Linked DNA regions of Homo sapiens: region 1 is linked to region 2. A link is a contact called in ENCODE Hi-C or POLR2A ChIA-PET data. All regions are on one chromosome and are shown on one strand. Each heading gives the region's core, a stretch centred on a gene start or an enhancer-like site at or near the end of the contact. The rest is flanking DNA. Distances are from core to core; before and after follow the strand shown. Region 1 overlaps PCNT (pericentrin). Region 2 overlaps MCM3AP (minichromosome maintenance complex component 3 associated protein).

Region 1 (7,272 bases), core at 1,562-4,061, 120 kb after region 2:
ACAAAACACGCTGCCGACCTCGGCGCTCTGGAGACCAGACATCTGTCCAGCCTTGATTCTTTGGAATCCTGTTACCTCTCTGAATTTCAGACCATCCGTGAGGAGCACAGGCAGGCCCTAGAGCTCTTACGAGCAGACTTTGAGGAACAACTGTGGAAAAAGGACTCTCTTCACCAAACGATTTTGACTCAAGAGTTGGAGAAACTGAAGCGGAAACACGAAGGGGAGCTACAGTCTGTGCGGGACCACCTGCGAACCGAAGTGAGCACAGAGCTCGCCGGAACCGTGGCTCACGAGCTGCAGGGAGTGCACCAGGTAAGGCGCCAGGGCCCTGCCCCAGCCCAGGGCAGGCCTCTCCTCGCTGCCTGTGTGTTTCCACCGCGTGTCACATGTCTGCGTGCGTGCTGTGTGTGCCTGTGCGGGTGTCTGTGTGTCTCACAGGCTGCCGAGATCAGTGGGGACTTCTGGTCTCTTTGTGAACTGGGCTTTTTTTTTTTTTTTTGAGCCGGAGTCTCACTCTTTCGCCAGGCTGGAGTGCAGTGGCGCAATCTTGGCTCACTGCAACCTCCGCCTCCTGGGTTCAAGTGATTCTTCTGCCTCAGCCTCCCAAGTAGCTGGGATTATAGGCGCCTGCCACCATGCGCGGCTAATTTTTGTATTTTTAGTAGAGACTGGGCTTCACCATGTTGGCCAGGCTGGTCTCGAACTCCTGACTTCAGGCGATCCACCCGCCTTGACTCCCAAAGTGCTGGGATTACAGGTATGAGCCACCGCACCCGGCCTGAGCTGGGCTTTAAAACACTGAGTTGAAGGGTTATTTTGATCGCAGGCACCTTGTTAAAGGCTTTGCTCTCGTACGTATGTGGGAGGGCCTAGACCTTGGTGGGGGATTTTGTGGGCTTTGGAGTATTCCTCAAGGCTGACCAGCACCTCTGCAGAAGACTTGGTTTCCAGGCTGCTGTGGGAAGATCTGATGGTCATGTTGTGTATTCAGAGCCTTGGTCCCCTCCTTTTATTGATGTTTCCTGAAATAAAACCCTTTTGCTACATTTCAAGAGCAGTGATGGGCCAGGCACAATGGCTCACGTCTGTAATCACAGCAGTTTAGGAGGCTGAGGCAGTTGGATTACTTGAGCCCAGGAGTTTGAAACCAGCCTGTGGGCTACGAAAATTAAAAACAATTCACCGGGCGTGGGGGCACGCACCTGTAGTCTCAGCTACTTTGGAGGCTGAAGCAGGAGGATTGCTTGAGCCCAGGAAGTCGAGGCTGCAGGGTGAGCTAAGACTGTGCCACTGCACTCCAGCCTGGGCTGTAACAGAGTGAGACCCTGTCTCAAAAAAAAAACAAAAATAGCTCACACCTGTAATCCCAGCACTTTGGGAGGCCAAGGCGGGCAGATCACAAGGTCAGGTGATCGAGACCATCCTGGCTAACACGGTGAAACCCCGTCTCTACTAAAAATCCAAAAAAAAATTAGCTGGGGGTGGTGGCGGACGCCTGTAGTCCCAGCTACTTGGGAGGCTGAGGCAGGAGAATGATGTGAACCCGGGAGGCGGAGCTTGCAGTGATCCGAGATCGCACCAGTGCACTCCAGCCTGGGAGACAGAGCAAGACTCTGTCTCAAAAAAAAAAAAGCGGTGATGGTTCATTTGACAGGCACTTCCAAGTTTTTATCATGAAGAAGAATTTCTGGCGAAGTCCCTCTTGCCCTGGGCTGGCGCCTGACTGCAGAAGCTGCAGTGCCTGTGACTCAGGAAAGGACACGTGTTGTCGTATCACACACACCTTGTGCTTTCTCTGCCCTCAGTGAGGTCTCTGAGGTTTTCTCACCTTGAAATAGATGAGTCTGCTCTGTTGAGCATGTGGAGCCACTGGGGCTGGCCTATCTCCCTGCAGGAAGGGGATGCATAGGCCTGGCTGCACGGTGGATGGGGCATGGGCTAGAGCTGATGAGGCAGTTAGAAATGGTTGTTCTGGCAGATCAATACCTTGTCAGACGTTTAAGAAGTACACGTTCCAAACTATAAACGAGGGAATTGCCAGCTTGGATAAGGTGGATACGTTGATTTCCTGATACCAGCATGCCACGGGAGGGCTTCCTCCTTCCTGACTGTGGGGAACAGTTGTGAGGCTCCAAAGCGTTGGCTTATTGTTTGCTTTCCTTCAGCTCTGTGTAAGAACAGGAGAAAAGTGGAACCTTCTTTAATCGCTGTGAGGGTTTCATGTTATGTTTCAGGCTGTCTGTTTTGTGTGGTCTGAGCATGTGATCTTGGGGGAATTCCTAGAAAGCAGAATATGTTCAGGCTCCCTCTGCTCTCCTGAGTAAGGTGCAGTCAGTTGCCTGTCTCAGGCCTCTGTGTCCTGTCCTTGTCTTCACCACATGTCAGGGAGTCCTGGGGATGTGTTTTGTTTGTTTCTTTTTTGTTTTTTAAAAGACAGGGTCTCCCTGTGTTGCCCAGGCTAGTCTCGAACTCTTGGGCTCAAGAGATCCTCTTGCCTTGGCCTCCCAGGTAGTTGGAATTACAGGCATGAGCCACTGCTCCCAGCTTGGGAGGTGCCTCTTGAGAGAAGCTGGAGCCATGTTGTCTTTCTGGACAAAATTAGACAGGGGTCTGATGCTGCTGGGAGCTGCCCTCCAGGCCAGTCCTCAGATGCCAGCTTCAGTTTCCTTTCGTTCCCAGTTTTGATCATAGGCAAACAGATGCTTTGGAGAATAGCACTTGTTCCCAAGCTGTGGATTTAAAATTAGGTTTTCTTGGTTTGTTTGGTTTAAAGAAAATGAAGTTCTGAAAGAATATTCAGAAAGGAGGAACTTGCATATCACACATGAAGTGTGTGTTTCAAACCACGGCCTGATTTAGTCAGAGGAAGCATGTGGAGCGTGTGCACCTTCTGTGCCCTGTGTGGGGATGTGGCACATCTGGATGTTTCCTGGACGGAAGGAGCTGGTCGCAGCCCTGTGCAATCAGAGACGCCTGCTGGAGGCAGAGAGGACCAAAGCCCTGGACAGGGTGGGTGCCAAGGTCCTGCTCCTGGAGCATCAGCACCAAGCGGCCCTGCAGGAACTCAGAGATGTACGCTGCCAAGATGCAGGAGCATCAAGCAGGGCAGGCGGAGCTGGAGGAGCCGGGGGAGCCGGAGGTTCTGGGGGTGCTGGGGGAGCTACAGGTGCTGCGGGAGGGGCTGTGCAGGTGAGCAGCTCCACGTGTGTGGTTCCCACAGGGGTGCCTCCCCGGCTTCTCTGCCCTGAGTCTTCATCAGAGCGTTCAGGCACTTACGGATACACTTGGAGCCGCTGGATTGTGCGTGCAGTGGGGTCTGTGCTCAAAGAGTGCAGCTTCGTGGGGGCAGATGTGTCAGTGCACCTGGCCAGCGAGGCAGCTGCAGGGGTGGGCATCCGGGGGGGGGTGTCTTTGGTTGGCCTCCCCTCCTGTTGGGGCCTCCGGAGGGCAGGGTTCTGGTCTGGTCTGCAGGCAGTGAGTGGTCTGTGGCGCGACCAGATCTGTCCTACAGGCTACTTGGCAGCTGGACGAAACACAAAGTGGAGGCGATTCAGAGCCTGGGAGGTGCGGGGGTCGGGGAGGCTGGGGCTCATCCTGGGTGTCGCGCTAGGCAGCTGGGGGGATAGTGAGGGGTGCCTGCCAGCTGATGATGGCATAGGGAGGGGCATGGAGAGCCTGGGGGCTGACAGGGGAAGCCACGCTTAGCTGGAGGGGTCATCCCAGGTTGGACTGGTGCAGGGGATGTGGCTTGTGTAGACACAGAAGCACATTTAGTTGCTCTTATAAATCTGCACACGGGCTGGGCTTGGGGCTCATGCCTGTAATCCCAGGGCTTCGGGAGGCCACAGTGGGATGATCTCTTGAGCTCAGGAGTTCGAGACCAGCCTGGGGAACATAGCAAGAGTCCACTTCTAAAAATAAAAATCGGCCGGGCGCGGTGGCTCACGCCTGTAATCCCAGCACTTTGGGAGGCTAAGGCGGGCAGATCATGAGGTCAGGAGATCAAGACCGTCCTGGCTAACACGGTGGAACCCCGTTTCTACTAAAAATACAAAAAATTAGACAGGCATGGTGGTGGGCGCCTGTAGTCCCAGCTATTCTGGAGGTTGAAGCAGGAGAGTGGTGTGAACCCGGGAGGCGGAGGTTGTGGTGAGCTGAGATCGCGCCATTGCCCTCCAGCCTGGGCGACAGAGCGAGACTCCGTCTCAAAAAATATATATATGAAAATAAAAATAATAAATAAAAATTAACCAGGCATGGTGGTGCAGGCCTGTAGTTCCAGCTACTTGGGAGGCTGAGGAGAGAAAATTGCTTGAACCTGGGAATCTGAGGCTGCAGGAAAAAAAGAAAGAAATCTGCACACAGTATGGTTTATTTTCTTTCTTTCTTTTTTTTTTTTTTTTTTTAAAGACGGAGTCTCAAAAAAAGTCTAGAGTGCAGTGTCACGATCCTGGCTCACTGCAACCTCTGCCTCCCAGGCTCAAGCAGTCCTCCCACCTCAGCCTCCCAAGTAGCTGGGATACAGGCACGGGCCACCACGCCTCGCTAATTTTTATTGTTTTGTCTCCCAGGCTGGTCTTGAACTCATGGGCTCAAGTGATCCTCCCGCCTTGGCCTCCCCAAAGCACTGGGATTACAGGTGTGAGCCTCTGCACCTGGCCAGTGTAGTTACTTACTTTTTCAGTTTTTTAAAATCTTGTGTGTCAGAATATGCGTAAGCACTGGTACCAAATTGTGTCAGAAGAAGCCAGACTGAGTAGTCGGAATCCCCCTTGGATTCCCAAGGTGGCCGTGAAGGGGCCTGGCTGAGGTCCCCTGCCACCTGCTGTGGTCTTGATTCTCTGCACCTATGCAGGACTGCATTTAAGCAGCAAGGTCTCCCCACTTGTGGACCCGTGCACCTGCCCCATCCAGGCGCCACCACCCCGCCTGCTGGTCTGCATGATGAGCACACGCACACACAGCACATGTGCACACACAGCACATGCACACACACATGCAGACACAGCACATACAGCACATGTGCACACAGCATGTGTGCACACACACAGCACATGCACACACAGCACATACACAGCACATGTGCGCACACAGCACATGCGCATGCTCACACAGCATGTGCGCACAAACAGCACATACATAGCACATACACACATGCAGCACATGCACACACACACAGCACATGCACACACACAGCACATACATGCAGCACTCACAGCATATGTGCCCATACAAGGCACATGCACACAGCACATGCGCACACATAGCACATGTGCATACACAGCACATGCACACATGCAGCACACTCACAGCACATGTGCCCATACAAGGCACACGCACACACACAGCACATGCACACACAGCACACACACAGAGAGCACATGCACACAGCACATGTGCACACACAGCACATGCACATACACAGCACATGTGCACGTGTAGCACATGCATGCACACAGCACATACACATAGCAGATGTGCACACAGCACGCACACACAACACGTGCACACACATGCACACGTGCTTACACAGCACATGTTCATACAGCACATGCTCATACACGCAGCACATGCACACATACACAGCACATGCACACATGTCATTCTGCATGTTGTCCTGCAGGATGAATGCCTGGGGCCCTCCTGCTTCTGTGTTCTGGGTCTGTACGATTTTCTGGCCTTTCTGTGGGGGGAGGGTTAGAGTCTGGAGCACTTCAGAAATAATTGATAATTTATTTGAAGCATTATGTGCAAATTTTAGGTGATTATGGTACATATGGTTTCAAGGGGGTTTTAAACAAGGACATGCTAAGATCTCATTTCTAGCCATAAAGTAAGGTTTTGAACCTGAAAGGTTTGCTTGGTGAAGAGGGACTGCTCCTGAGAATGGGTGATGCAGCGCCGGATTCTGAGGTTAGAAATGACTTGTTTCTTCACGTGGACAGCTCTGGGTGCTGCCCAGTGTGGACACTGGCCCCTCAGTCCTGAGGCACAGCCCTGAGACCTGCACCCTGCTGGGTATCGTGTGGGTCTGTCTTCTCTGGAAAAGTCAGATTCTGTCTCGCTTTTCCAGGGACTCATGCTAAAGAAATTCTGTCCGTTTTATCTGTGCATAGCACAAGGAGGTGTTCGTTTTCTGAAATCGTGTGTCACCTGTGTCCTTTAACCTGTACTTTTGTTCTTCTAGGGTGACTGTTGTTGTTGTTGTTTTGGAGGGAGGATCTTGCTCTGTCGCCCAGGCCGAAGGTAGTGATGCAACCACAGCTCACTGTGACCTTGAACGCCTGGCCTCAAGTGGTCCTCCTGCCTCAGCCTCTTGAGTAGCTGGGACTACAGATGTGCACCACCATGCCTGGCTAATTTATTTTTTGTAGAGATGGGGTCTCACTGTGTTGCCCAGGCTGGTCTTAAATTCCTGGCCTCAAGCAATCCTTTTGTCTCAGCCTCCCAAAGTGCTGGGACCATAGGCGTGAGCCGCGCCTGGCCTGGACTATTATCGGAATACTCCTAGAGCGTCTTTGCAGTATTTTTGTAGTTGAGGTACAGGTTTGCGCGAGTAAGTTAGCTTTTTACTTTGCTGCTAGGGATGTGCATGTCAATACTCTTTTTTTTTTTTTTTTTTTGAGACAGAGTCTCGCTCTGTCTCCAGGCTGGAGTGCAGTGGCGTGATCTTGGCTCACTGCAACCTCTGCCTCCCTGGTTCAAGGGATTCTCCTGCCTCAGCCTCCCAAGTAGCTGGGACTACAGGCATGCGCCACCATGCCTAATATTTGTATTTTTAGTAGAGATGGGGTTTCACCATGTTGCCCAGGGTGGTCTGATCTCTTGACCTCGTGATCCGTCCGCCTCACCCTCCCTAAGTGCTGGGATTACAGATGTGAGCCACCGCGCCCAGCCTTAGCTTTTTTTTTTTTTTTTTTTTGGGCGGAGTCTCGCTCTGTCGCCAGGCTGGAGTGCAGTGGCATGATCTTGGCTCACTGCAACCTCCGCCCCCCGGGTTCAAGCGATTTTCCTGCCTCAGCCTCCTGAGTAGCTGGGATTACAGGCACATACCACCACGCCTGGCTAATTTTTATATTTTCAGTAGAAACAGCGTTTCACCATGTTGGCCAGGCTGGTCTCGAACTCCTGACCTTGTGATCTGTCCGTCTTGGCCTCCCAAAGTGCTGGGATTACAGGCGTGAGCCACTGCGCCCGGCCGCTCAGATACTCTTTTATGTGATTGTTTTGGTGTAGCTGATTTCACAGAAGAAAACAATTGGGCTGTGG
Region 2 (7,402 bases), core at 3,373-5,872:
CCGGAGTGCAGTGGTGCGATCACGGCTCACTGCAGCCTCGAACTCCCAGGTTCAAGCAATCTTCCCACCTCAGCTTCCCAAGCTACTAGAACTACAGGCACACACCACCATGCCCAGCTAATTTTTGTATTTTTTATAGAGACAGGGTTTCACCGCGTTGCCCAGGCTGGTCTCGAACTCCTGCACTCAAAACAATCCGCTCACTTCGGCCTCCCAAAGTGCTGGGATTACAGGCATAAGCCACTATGCGCGGCCAGGAAAATAATTTTCTACCTATAATTTTACAAACGTAGCTAAACTATGAAGCAAATGTCAGAATGAAATAAATGCATTTTCTTTTTCTTTCCCCCAGCTTAAGGTATTTTGTTAATAAAATCATTTTCATAATGGAAAAGACTCAGAAAATTCCCCTCGCATGACATATAACATCCAACAAGGGGCTGAACCAAGAAAAAATACTGCAGCTGCTGCTAATGGCAACACTGAGCAAGCACCTGGCCTGTGCCAGGCACTGTCCTGTGCAGTCTGTGTTTGCACTCATTTTATCCTCAAGAGCCAGATGAGCATCTCCACCAGACAGCACCTGCAGAGGCTTGGGCAGTTTATTTTACCGTCTCTGAGTAAAATAGGGATAATAAGTAACAGTACCCATACACAGGTGGCAGAGACGCTAGGGAACTTGCCCAAGGTCACAGAGCTTCCAAGTGGAGGAGCAGGGACACATATGCTCACAATGATGGCACTAAGGCACATGTTGCCTGGATGGAGACCAGCCCACAGATGAGAGTTCCAGGACAGAGGGAACATGGATGGATCAAGTGAAGTGACAGAACATTTGGAAAACTCTACCGAGATATATACGGCCCCCCAGTAAAATTAAAGAGATAAAGAGAACTACATTAAGTGAGACAATAAGGCAACTCTATTTCTTGCAGGAAAAAAATAATTGTGGTTATAGAACACTACTGGTTCTGAGGTGAATAGCAGTCACAGAGCCATCAAAATATGACCCCACTCACTGAAGTAATACAAAGTGCTAGTGTAGCTATCCCGGGAAGACGTGGAAGGCCGAGCAAGGACCATGGCACAAGAGGCCACGCTGTACCTAGTATGGTATGCAGTGGCCAAGAGGACCCCCCTGATTCCACCTAGTGTTCATGCCCACGTGTGATCTCCTGCCCCGTGAGCTGGGCCTAGCCACTCACTTCTGACAGACAGAAGCCAACAAAAGCAACAGGATGTCACTTCTAAGTTTAGGTTATAAACACACTCAGACTTCCATCTAGGCTCACCTCTTGCTCACTCTGATGAAAGCCAGCTGCCATGCTGTCAGCTGGGGAGAGGCCCATGTGGCAGGAACTGAGGAAGTCTTTGGCCACAGCCTGCAAGGAAGTGAATCCTGACACAAGCTCACTAGAGTGAGCTGGGAAGTAGATACCCTTCAGTCAAGCTTTCAGATGAGGCCACAATCCTAGCCAACATTTTCATTTCCACCCATGAGAAACCTTGAGCCAGAAGACCCAAGCTAAGCTACACCTGGATTCCTGACCCACAGATACCATGATAACAGACATTATTTTAAGCTGCTATGTTAGGAGTAATTAGTTATTTAGGAATAAGGTAACTAATACATTTATATTAATGGGAAGTCAGCAGAGAACATTTAAATGGATAAACTGAGAAATGGCTGTGTAAGTGTGTGATCTGGAAACAGGAGAAAAATGCAGCCCTGAAGAAAGGAGTTAAGAGAGGAAGGAGGAGCTACTATGTCTCATTTTAAATCACGTGGGTGGCATTATTTGACTTCTTTTTAAGTACACGGAAGTGTTACTTTCTTAAATGAAAATGAAGGTAACAGCAGCAGTAAACTAATTTCCAGTAGATGAAATGTGACTTTGTAATCCCAGGAAAAGGGAAGAATTTGCACCAAGAAGTTACTGTTACCTCAGAATGGCAAGAGCATGGATGGCTCTTATCATCATCTTTATACTTCTTTTACATTTCCTCATTTTTTAAAAGTTTTGTGTACATATTACATTTAGGAAATCCAATATATAGTATTAAAACAGAAAAAGTAAAGAAGCAGGCTGGGCTTGGTGCCCACTACTCAATTTGACTGGCTTAAAAAAATTTTTTAAACGACATGTACGGACAGACATAATACTTGCTTCTGAGCCTCCCAGTCTTTCAAAACCACATTAGGGAATAAGCAGTATTTGCATGGTTCCAGTGATATCTGGGAGTAAGTGAAAGTAATGAAAACACAGAAGTAAACACAAAGTAATTATAGTTCACCTTTATACACACGTTAACAGAAATCATCTGATCCCCTTTGCTGCTAAGTGAGTTGAAAAGCGAAAGCGTCTGAATCCCACCAGCATCGCTGGATGTGTCATCCACTGAGCCTTCATCTCCCATGAACTTGACTTTTAACCAATTTGCTAGAATTCTACAGATTTAAAAAAAACAAAAAACAAAAAAAACACTTGAAGAATCTAATTCTATATTTGAATTATAAAGACTTTCAGGAAAAGAAGAAAGAAAAATATCACACAGACCTAGGTCCACAAATACCACATCTTACTATGAAGCTGATCTGCACAAAACAGGCTGTTGTTTTAAAATGGAGCAACGATCTGTACTCGTTCTTTTTTTTTTTTTTTTTTTTTTGAGCCAGGGTCTCGCTCTGTCGCCCAAGCTAGAGTGCAATGGCACAAACTTGGCTCACCGCAGCAAGCAAACCTGCCTCAGTAGCTGAGACTACAGGCACGGGCCACCATGCCCAGCTAATCTTTCCATTTTTTTTGTAGAGTGTCACTCAAAGGGTCTCACTATGTTGCTCATGCTGGCCTCAAACTCCTGGGCTCAAGCAATCCTCCCTCCACAGCCTCCCCAGTTGCTGGGATTACAGGCATGAGCCACTGCTCCCGGCTTCTACTTGTTCTTAATTGGGCAGGAGGAGGGGGCACTCCATTCCATTAGAATGGAACTGGCTCATTCTAATGTGACTTAAAATTCTGAAGCATTAAGATTTTCAGCAATAGAAAACATCCCTAGAGTTTGAAATACATGTTTTTTACAGATCAAATTTCTCATACCTGAGACCTTAAGAATTCTTAAGTGACATACGAACTTAGCAAATGAGAAGACAGCTATTTTAAGAAATGACTCACCAGCTGGGCGTAGTGGCTCACGCCTGTAATCCCAGCACCTTGGGAGGCCAAGGCAGGTGGATCGCTTGAGCCCAGTTTGAGACCAGCCTGGGCAACATCACAAAACCCTGTCTCTACAAAATATATACAAAACTAAGCTGGGCGTGGTGGTGTGCGCCTGTAATCCCAGCTACTTGGGAGGCTGAGGCAGGAAAATTGCTTGAACCTGAGAGGTGGAGGTTGCAGTGAACAAAGTGTACCACACGCCAGCCTGGGCGACAGAGTGAGACTCCATCTAAAAAAAAAAAAAAGAATACAGGCTTTCTAAGTGAAAAGGTGTTCTGGAATTATTAACAGTGATGGTTGCAAAACCCTGTGAATATATCTAAAAATCACTGAAATGTACACTTTAAATGGGTGAAGTTTATGGTATGTGAATAACATTTCAATAAAGCTATTTTAAAAATAAACTGTAAGCCGGGTGTGGTGGCTCACGCCTGTAATCCCAAAACTTTGGTAGACTGAAGCATGCAGATTGCTTGAGCCCAGGAGTTCAAGACCAGCTTGGGCAACATAGTGAAACCCCATCTTTAAAAAAAAAACATTAACCAGGCATGGTGGCACACGCCTGTAGTTCCAGCTACTCAGGAGGCTGAGGTGAGAAGATCAGTTGAGCCCAGGAGGTCAAGGCTGCGGTGAGCTGTTATCACACCACTGCCCTCTAGCCTGGGTGACAACAAAGCAAGACCCTGTCTCAAAAAAACACAGAGACTGTAGTTGCTTTAAAAATATGACTTCTGTATGCTATGTGGTTACAGAAAATAAGATCATGTCAATTTTTTCTTTTTTAAAATGCCAAAAGTTTCTTTAAGGGGAAAAAAATGGAACTATAGTAAACAGACTATAAACTATCTTACTGAAGAGTCTAAAATGAAGCAGGTCTATCAATGTACCTTAACACAGCTTGAAATAACAATCAACTCTTAAATGCTTTTGGTCTAAGACTGTTGCCAAGTAATATGGTTTGGATTTGTGTCCCTACCCAAATCTCATGTTGAACTGTAATCCCCAATGTTGGAGGAGGGGCCTGGTGGGAAGTGATTGTATCATGGGGGTGGAATCCCCCTGGCTGTTCTCATGATAGTGAGCTCTCACGAGATCTGGTTAAGTGTGTGACAACTCCCCCTCACTGTTCTCATGATAGTGAGCTCTCACGAGATCTGGTTAAGTGTGTGACAACTCCCCTTCGCTGTTGTCATGATAGTGAGCTCTCACGAGATGTGGTTGTGTGACAACTCCCCCTCACTGTTCTCATGATAGTGAGCTCTCAACAAGATCTGGTTAAGTGTGTGGCAACTCACCCTCGCTGTTCTCATGATAGTGAGCTCTCAGGAGATCTGGTTAAGTGTGTGGAAACTCCCCCTTGCTGTTCTCATGAAAGTGAGCCTCGCGAGACCTGGTTAAGTGTGCAGCACCTCCCCCTTGCTGTTCTCATTACAGTGAGCTGTCACGAGATCTGGTTGTTTAGAAGTGTGTGGCACCTCCCACTTTGCTGTTCTCATGATAGTGAGCTCTCACGAGATCTGGTTAAGCATGTGGCATCTCCCCCTTCTCTCTCTCTTCCTCCTGCTTTGGCCATGTAAGACATGCCTCCCTCCCCTTAGCCTTCCACCATGATTGTGGGTTTCCTGAGGCCTCCCCAGCCATGCTTCCTGTACAGCCGAGCCAATTAAACCTCTTTATAAAGTACCCAGTCTCAGATATTTCTTTAAAGCAGTGTGAGAACGGACTAATACACCAAGTTTATGGAATAAAAATTGAAATAATCAAATCTAAAGTTTCAACTTAAAATCATGAGCAAAACAGACTGTAAATCCAAGCATTAAAACATAAACCTACACTTCCGAGTTCCCATCACACATAAGAGGAATACCCGGCCCTGGCCCACAACCCTGCCCTGCCCACTCCACCTCTTGGAAACCCCACAGGGGAAAACCCTTCCTGACCTGCCACAACTCTCTGGGGACTGCTCCTCTACATCCGGCAACACCAGCACCAGCTTCCAAAACACATGCTCCTGCCTCCCAGGGAGGTGCTCAGCCACGAGGGATGGCAGGTCCAGAGACGCCCATGCCACATCACTGGGAGGAACAGACCACCGTGGATTAGCCAGTGTGTGAGACCCTTGCAGGAGCAGCACACACATCCTATGAGCAGGAAGGGGCAGGTTGGAGGAAAATCAGGTTCAGAGATTGAACTGCAAACTAGAAACCAAGTCTGGAGCTCATCGAAGAGACCTCAGTTGGAGATGCATGAAGGGGGCTGCCAGTGTGACAGATTGGGGAACGGGGATCACCAGGGGGTGCGCAGAAGGGTGCAGCATGACAGACCTCAGCAGCTGCTGGTAGAAGTGCTGAACCTTCATCTGGTGAGCTGTCTTGTTTCTGAGCCGCCTTAACCTGCAAAGGAAAGCAGAATGACAGTGTCCCCGCAGGAGCTTAGTGAGAAGTACTGGCTAGTGTCCCCTGGGGAATACTCAGGAGACTGAAAAACACATTTTCTGCCAATGAAACGGGTTAGAGGATTCCTTCATTCCACAAATATCATGTTAAGTATCCACTGTGTGCTGGCTATGGGAGATTCAGCAATAAACAGACAAAATCCTGCCCTTTGAGAACATAGGCTCTAATGGGGAGAGAACAGCATCTCTAAGTGGCTGGCCTGGCATGTGTGAGGTGTCGGCACTGTGGGCAAATGCTGCCAGGTGGGGCTGGAGCCAGGCAGGGTGCGTGTTGCAGTCTCACTCAGGGTGGTCAGGTGATATGTGAGCAAAGACCTGAAGGAAACAGGGGGAGCCAGCGTGACAACTTCTGGAAACAGCAGAGGGCATGGCTATGCCAGGCCATAGCTGGACCTGGTGTGTTTGGGGAGAGCAGTGAGGGCAGCGAGGGAGGGGTTGGGTCCACAATGCAGAGACTCGGGGAGCGCTAGGGACGCCGCCGAGAGGCAACGCCACCTGGCTGAGCTGTTGGAGGATCCCTCTGTTGTGGTGCTGAGGACACGATTGGGGCCCAGGGTGGAAGCTGGCAGACAGGTGCTGCAGCAACATTCCAGTGAGGTGGAGAGAACTGCCATGCCCTCGGTGCTGGGTCTGAGAGAGATGCAAGCCCAGGTTTGTGCCCTAAGCGCAGGAGGACAGGACGGCATCCTATGAGCAGGAAGGGGCAGGGTGGGGAAAAATCAGGTTTAGAGGTTGAACTGCCAACTGGAAACCAAGTCTGGAACTCAGGGAAGAGGCCTCAGTTGGAGATGCATGATGGGGGCTGTCAGTGACAGACAGGGGTGACAGGGCTATCACCAGGGGGTGCGCAGAAGGGCAGAGGGCAGAGGTCTGGGCTGAGGGGGCAGGGTGGAGGGCTCAGACAAGGAGACTGAGGCTGACAAGGGCAGCTACGGAGGGGGGACACAAGAAGCCATGACTCCAGGAGAAGGCCAGGTCACTATGTGAAGGCAGCCATGGGTCAGAGGAGCCAGGCCCAGCCCTGGCCTCACAGCATGCCTCCAACAGGCTGGGACTGCCACCCCACTGCCGGCGCAGAACCTGATGGGGCTAAATGAAACCCACAAGACAGTTTTCAGAGGGAACATCCAGTGATGACCAGGAGGAGGACAAGACATGACATGAGGCCCCAGCGGTGTGCCTGCTAGGCCCTCCAGGCTGCCTCCCCAGTCCCCACCCACTGGGAGGCCAGGGAGCCCTGAGGCCAGGCAAGAGGTGGCACCTACATGGGTTCTAAATAAAGGCCAAGCCCAGCATGGCCAGGAATGCAGGCTGAGGGGGGTCCTGGCATGGCCCTGAGGAGCCGGTTCTGCTCGGGGTAACCAGGAGGAGTGGCAGGGAGGACCAGGGCCACACCAAGGGGCCTCAAGAGGGAAATAATGGAGGGTGGAGGTGGAGTCTGGAAGATGCTGCCACAGAAAGGGGGCAGTGTGTGAAGGAGACGGCGGGAGGAACAGAGGGATGGGGCGGGGATGGGATCGGAAGACACAGGCCAGCGTGGACCTCCGGCTCCTCCAACAAGGATGGAAGTGGCAGGTACTTAAACTGGGACGAGCAGGAAAAGAACACGTGATGCAGAGTCAGACTCAGGCACCAGGACGCTGAGTCTTTCAAGGTGAACTCAGAGCTCTGCTTTGCCAGTGGAACAAGTCACATGTCCACAACTGTGGGAGACAACCTTCAAAATGCA

What was found. A loop is a pair of places that touch in the nucleus more often than their neighbours do. ChIA-PET counts read pairs that join two places held with the same protein, here RNA polymerase II (POLR2A). Pooled maps may share reads with other maps.
Region 1: a loop to region 2 is called in a map with no recorded cell type, with 4 times the contacts of the local background. The contact joins two enhancer-like sites. A Hi-C loop is called at or near these places in 1 of 37 single-sample maps with no recorded cell type and 3 of 50 pooled maps. POLR2A ChIA-PET finds 5 or more read pairs at or near these places in 3 of 52 experiments (H1, MCF 10A and naive thymus-derived CD8-positive, alpha-beta T cell).

The regions. Positions count from the first base shown.
Region 1 is chr21:46,366,825-46,374,096 of GRCh38, forward strand. PCNT (pericentrin) reads left to right here. Exons shown (of 47, transcript NM_006031.6): 15 at 1-315. Among named protein-coding and RNA genes, the nearest start is that of PCNT, 46 kb to the left of the region's middle. RefSeq lists enhancers at 1,563-1,692, 2,153-2,232. Within about 2 kb of position 2,812, at least 6 of the 41 ENCODE cell types and tissues checked have a DNase peak (open chromatin) inside an H3K27ac peak, as active enhancers do.
Region 2 is chr21:46,249,234-46,256,635 of GRCh38, forward strand. It overlaps MCM3AP (minichromosome maintenance complex component 3 associated protein), which reads right to left. Exons shown (of 28, transcript NM_003906.5): 18 at 5,543-5,611; 19 at 5,159-5,293; 20 at 2,296-2,449. MCM3AP-AS1 (MCM3AP antisense RNA 1) reads left to right here. Exons shown (of 4, transcript NR_110565.1): 4 at 353-2,468. Among named protein-coding and RNA genes, the nearest start is that of MCM3AP-AS1, 24 kb to the left of the region's middle. RefSeq lists an enhancer at 5,084-5,193. Within about 2 kb of position 4,623, at least 10 of the 41 ENCODE cell types and tissues checked have a DNase peak (open chromatin) inside an H3K27ac peak, as active enhancers do.